Linked DNA regions of Homo sapiens: region 1 is linked to region 2. The links are chromatin contacts, found by Hi-C or POLR2A ChIA-PET in ENCODE. All regions are on one chromosome and are shown on one strand. The core of a region is the stretch at or near the end of the contact, and the rest is flanking DNA. Distances in the headings are between cores, read along the strand shown.

Evidence for each region. Hi-C counts contacts between places; a loop is a spot of excess contacts on that map. ChIA-PET counts read pairs that join two places held with the same protein, here RNA polymerase II (POLR2A). Pooled maps may share reads with other maps.
Region 1: a loop to region 2 is called in a pooled map, with 3 times the contacts of the local background. The contact joins two enhancer-like sites. A Hi-C loop is called at or near these places in 1 of 50 pooled maps. POLR2A ChIA-PET finds 5 or more read pairs at or near these places in 8 of 52 experiments (BJ, CD8-positive, alpha-beta memory T cell, H1 and 5 more).

The regions. Positions count from the first base shown.
Region 1 is chr1:27,136,281-27,138,980 of GRCh38, forward strand. All of the region lies in intron 1 of SLC9A1 (solute carrier family 9 member A1), which reads right to left. Among named protein-coding and RNA genes, the nearest start is that of SLC9A1, 17 kb to the right of the region's middle. RefSeq lists an enhancer at 1,230-2,041. Within about 2 kb of position 1,416, at least 24 of the 41 ENCODE cell types and tissues checked have a DNase peak (open chromatin) inside an H3K27ac peak, as active enhancers do.
Region 2 is chr1:26,996,489-26,999,188 of GRCh38, forward strand. All of the region lies in intron 1 of TRNP1 (TMF1 regulated nuclear protein 1), which reads left to right. Among named protein-coding and RNA genes, the nearest start is that of TRNP1, 4.1 kb to the left of the region's middle. RefSeq lists enhancers at 1,074-1,679, 1,190-1,484, 1,437-1,496, 1,507-1,626, 2,408-2,700. Within about 2 kb of position 1,348, at least 15 of the 41 ENCODE cell types and tissues checked have a DNase peak (open chromatin) inside an H3K27ac peak, as active enhancers do.

The sequences.
Region 1 (2,700 bases), core at 166-2,665, 140 kb after region 2:
AAGCTCTGGGTCTGCTGGGAGCAGGGGGCAGGAGGAGGACTGCTCTGTGCCAAGGGAGGATGCCCAGTGCACACTCACCACTCCTAACTAGCCCTGGCCCACAATAAGGGAATTTCCAAGCAGAGCTGGGCCTGGGCTTGGCCCCGCCCACTGGGCCACACTGCCTCACACTTTCCCCAGCTCTTGTTGACCCAGAAAAGTCAGACCCTGCCAGTCACCCTAACCCCTCTCCTCAACCGAGGATAAGACCAGGAGTTTTGAGGGACTCAGCTCCCCCAGAAGCACCTGCATCTTCCTGCTCTAAATTCCCAGCCCTGCCCAGGCTTCCCTCCCTCCCCTCTGAAGGGAGCCACCACCTGCTGCTTGGCACGGATACCCCTCTCCGGCTACATCCTCTCCACTCTCCCCTCAACTCCTACACAATCCCCGTCCCAAACAATTTCCTGCAGTTTCCCATCTGATCAGTTTCTTAGGAAGGATAATTATCCATGGAAGGAGGAGGCGGAAAATTCCCAGAGCCAAGAACACTGGGGGAAAAGCTTCATCTAGTCCCTTCTCCATCAGCCAGGAGAGCCCTCATCCTAAACACAGGCCAGTCATGGTCATGGCTCCTCCAGAACCTCTGCAGTTCCCCCATCTTCAGGAAAGAGCCCACACTTCTCTGCATTGAATCCAAGGCCCTCTTGATCTGTTCTAACTTAGGTTTGGGCCTCGTTGCCATTCCATTGTAAGTGGTAGTGCCAGATGGAGCCCCATCTGCCCCCAGGGCCCACCTGCAACGTGCTGTGTCCCTGCGGCACTTCAGCCTGCCTTGTGTTTTAGTTGTTTACATGTCTGTCTCCCACACACAAGTGTCAGTGCCAGCGCTTCCAGGGTGGGAACCACCAACCACGCAACTGTGTCTGCTGCATGGTAGGTGCTCAGAGGCAGGCTGAAAAGAAAGTGGGACAGGCAGGAGGCCGCCTCACCTCTGCGGAGGGAACGATGTGGGAAGAAGGACCACTTATAGCATCACAGGAGAGCCTGGACTAGAGGTCGGGGAGCTGAGCTCAATGCAGCTCTGTGGCCCTTAAGCAAGTCACTTCCGCCCTGGCCTCTGCTTCCTCTGTGAGCTGAGGGGGATGGGCCGGGCTCTGTCATCATGTCAGACATTTAGAAGCCCTTACTGCTAGGTGCTCGCCTCAGCATTCTCATTTAACCTCCACACCTTTGCACATGGGGACCACAAAGTTGCAAGTGGGGGAGGGGGGTTTCAGTCCTGGTCTTTTGATTCCCTAACCCCTTATCTTCTCCTCCTGGACTTCTGCAGTCTCTAGGATCCCTCCCAGTGCTAAAGTCTGGTTCTGATTCTAGGTCTGCCCTTTCCTGACCTGACAACTCCCCAGGCCACGACCATAGGGTTCAGCAGGGAACACGCATGTCCAACCCTGGTGTTCAGCAATGCCACGCCTCCCACATGACAGGTCTGGTGACTGTTTGCCTGCAGGCGCTGAGGCTCAGCAAGGGAGGGGTGGCCAGCAGGAGTCCAGCAGAGCCTGGTGCCCACTCAGCCCCTCCCTCCCCAATGTGCCCCTGACTCCACGCCCACTCTGCTCCAGCGTCCTGCTCGCCCCTCCCTGCTAGCAGCTCTCCTAGGCTGGAGCTTCCATCCCACTGCTGGCTTGGCCAGTGGTGCCTGTCGGGAAGCTTTACTCTGTTGCCCTCATAGACCCAGCTTGAGCTGCTGGCAGGCAGGACACTGAGTGGGGCCAGCCCAGGGCCTGAGCCGACTCTATCGCACTCCCAGGCTGTCCGCACATCCCTCCCCAGGTCAGACCATGTCATGCTACTCAAGAGCCTTTGATGGTGCCACACAGCACCATGAATCCTAGCCCCAGGCCCACGGGCCTGGCATGATCTGGCCCCTGCCCTCTTCTCCATTCTCACACCATGCTTCCCCTCTTCCCCCGCACTTCAGGTTCCTCAAGCACACCCCCCTCAGGGGCCCTGGTCTTTGGAAGATGAGCTCTTCTTGTCCTTTGGGTCTCAGCTCAGACACCAGCTCCTTAGAGAACCCTTGCTGGCCATCCAGCAGCCCCACCTCTCCCTCATGTCTGCCTTCTTCAGGACACTTACCACTACCTGACACTGCTTTGTCCACATCCAATGCTCCATGCTGGCATGGGAGCCCCCTGACATCAGGAGCCTCTTCTGTCTTGTTCCTGGCTGTGTCCTCAGATCCAGAATAGTGTCTGACATGGGGGTAGAGGCAGCTGGTGGGGCGTGTGCTGCCCGTTAGACTGGACAGTCAGGGAGGCCTCTCTGAAGAGATGACGTTTGATCTAGGGCCTGAAGGAGAGCACCGGCGCGAGGCAGTCTATGGGCAGTGCTCCAGGCTGGGGATCGAGCAAATGCCACAGCTGTATGGAGGAACAGGCCTGGCAAGGCAGATGTGCGTTAGGGACACAGGAAGGCCGGTGCGACTGGAACAGGGAAAGGGTAGTGGGGCATGAAGTGGAGAAAGGGGTGGGCCACACTTTCCTTGCATTTTCTCCCAAGTTCATCAGGAAGCATTTGAAAGGTTTTCAGCAGGGGAAACACCATGCTCTGGTTTACAGGTCTCAAAGCTCCCTGCGGCTGCTCTGGGGAGAGCTGCCTGCAGGCAGACAGCAGTGGAGCCGCAAGACCATTCAGGAGGCCCGGGAATCACCCGGGTTGGAG
Region 2 (2,700 bases), core at 98-2,597:
CTGGTCTTTCCAAACAGGGAACACCTTCCAAAGCCACTTGGGTCATTTGGGGTCTAGAGGCTTAGAGAGGACAGGACATCTTGGAAAGAGCTGAGCTCAGGCCTTGGTGCTGGGCTGCAGCCAGGACCATTTGTTTTCTGGGTTGCATGGGAGGGGGCACTTGGTCCGGAGAAGCTTTTAGCTAATGGTGTAAAGTGCTCGGTGCCATCACAGTTTTGGCTTTCTCCAGGATTTATTTGTAATCAGCTTGTCCCGATTTGGGGGTGGGGTGGGTGAGTAGAGAATTAGAGACGACACTGGCTAGTGTGTGTGTGTGTGTGAAGTAGAGGGTAGTAAATGGAGATTGGTCCTGGTGTCACAGGCAGCTCTGCCCCCTCCCTCCACTTCCAGATGTCCCACTGCTCCTCATCAAGCTTCCTGGCCAGGGCACACACATGTAGACTTGAACCCCAGCTCCTAGTTAGTGCTATGTCCATTACCACATAGCCAACTAACAAAAGGCACCTCCCACACCTGCCTGACCCTCCAGGGCCCCCTCTAGAAGCTCACCCGTCTGGCTTTATTCAGGCTGGGTGCGGTGGCTCATGCCTGTAATCCCAGCACTTTGGGAGGCCCACGAGGGCCAATCACTTGATGTCAGGAGTTCAAGACCAGGCTGGCCAACATAGTGAAACCCCTTCTCTACTAAAAATAACAAAAATTAGCTGGGCGTGGTGGCAGGTGCCTGTAATCCCAGCTACTCGGGAGGCTGAGAAAGAATTGCTTGAACTCGGGAGGTGGAGGTTGCACCGCACTCCAGCCTGGGCAACAGAGCAAGACTGTGTCTCAAGAAAAAAAAAAAAAAAAAAAAAAGCTCACCCGTCTGCCTCCATTTTCTTCTTAATTAGCAAATATTGATAGGGGCTCAGAAAGCAGAGCCAAATCAGAGGAGGGTCTCTACTTTTAAGGGCTTATGTCTCCTGGCTCTTTTCCAGGCAGGCTTTTCTGGCTGTCACCATCCCAGGGGATCCCTTGGGGGCTGAGCAGTTTGTTGGAGGCCAGCTCTAGCCTCGGACAGAAGGCTGACCCACCCCTTTTCCCCACATGACTTTCAGAACACTTTCTTGGTGGCCCCCAGCTCTGGGGACAGGACTGAGTACAGGGATCTTGGGGGACCTGTGCATTGAGGACACTGACGGCCACCAATGAATTTATATCTCAGCAAAGGGAAATGAGGGGGGAACAGGAGCCTTTCTTCAGGCTGGTGCTTGGGGCTGGGAGACCAGTTCAAGGTTCTAATCTGGGACCTGCCCCTCAACTGGATAACCATGTGAGCGTTGCCACCAGAGGGCAGTGTGGGGCTGCTTTCTCGAGACGAAGGGGTGTGGCCTGGAGGAGGTTCAGTCCTTTATTGTTCCTGCCCCCAATCATCCCTTTGCCCGGTAGTCCCCGGGGCTTCCTAGACCTTGAGCTGCAGGGGCCTGGGAGAACGAGCAGGGTAGTCGCGGTCAGCGCAGCCCTAGAGTGGGAGTGTAGTTCTGGGGATAGCTTCCTGGGTGGAGTGGGACTAGAGGCCAGAGCTGTGCCCATCACCGGCTCCCTAGGGGCGGGAACCCTCTTTGAAAGGGGAGCAAGGCCGGGTGCGGTGGCTCACACCTGTACTCCCAACACTTTGGGAGTTTGAGGCGGGCGGATCACGAGGTCAGGAGATCGAGACCATCGTGACTAACATGGTGAAACCCCGCCTCTACTGAAAAAAAAAGGGGGGAGCAAAGGAAGCTCCTTTGGTTGGGCTGAGCCTGGAACCCCAGGGAGAAGACCCATTAGGAAAGACTTCCAGAAAAGACAGGTAGCCCTTGTTGGGGTCACTATCAGGATAAAAGACCAGAGTTATTTTGTATTCACAGATTTGTTACACTAATTGATCAGAACCCAGGGTCCCACTGCCAGTGGTGGCCAGTGTTGCCTCTTAGAGATTAGGCTGGAGCCACAGAACCTGGCCAAGGTGGTCCAAGCCTGCAGCCGCTCCCCTGTTGGTGGGTTCTTCAAGAACAACTCGGGTGCTTAGGCTTCTCAGAGCTGAAGGAGAGGCCTGCTGTCATGAGAGCGGTGCAGGAGGAGGTATTTGGGAAAGCCTGGAGATCCCCAACCTACTTCTTCCCCCATTGGTCCTTGACTGCACCCTGGCCAGGGGCGATGGGGGAAGGGAACTCTTGGTTCTGGAATAATATCTTAACCACCTCCTCTATGCCAGGCCCCTGAGCACTTTACACCCATTAATCTGTTCCGGTTCTCCCAACCACTCTGCAAAGTAAGGGTTATTATTCCCATTTCCACAGGTGAAGAAACAGAGAGGGAGGGCGGGTGACTTGCCCAAAGACATAGGAGCTATAAGTGAGGGATCTCTTAAACATTAGGATATATGGTGATTCATTTATCAGGCTAAAGAGAGGTCCGTTTAGGGGGATATCTGGGCTCCCACATTCAAGGCTGTGTATAGTGACCCTTGGTCCTTGGGTATTGGAAGGGACATGAGATGCTGGAGGGGTGGCAGAAGGTGCCCCTCCCAGAGTTTGGGCACACCCCAACCTGGCTGGGCCCTGGGGGTGAGTCAGGCTGAGTCAGCAACCTGGCTTCTGAGGAGGGTGGGCCAAGGATGCTCAGGGCTCAAGCCTCCCAAGGGCTTGCCTTGGAGGGCTGCCTCCTCTCCCTGTAGATCTG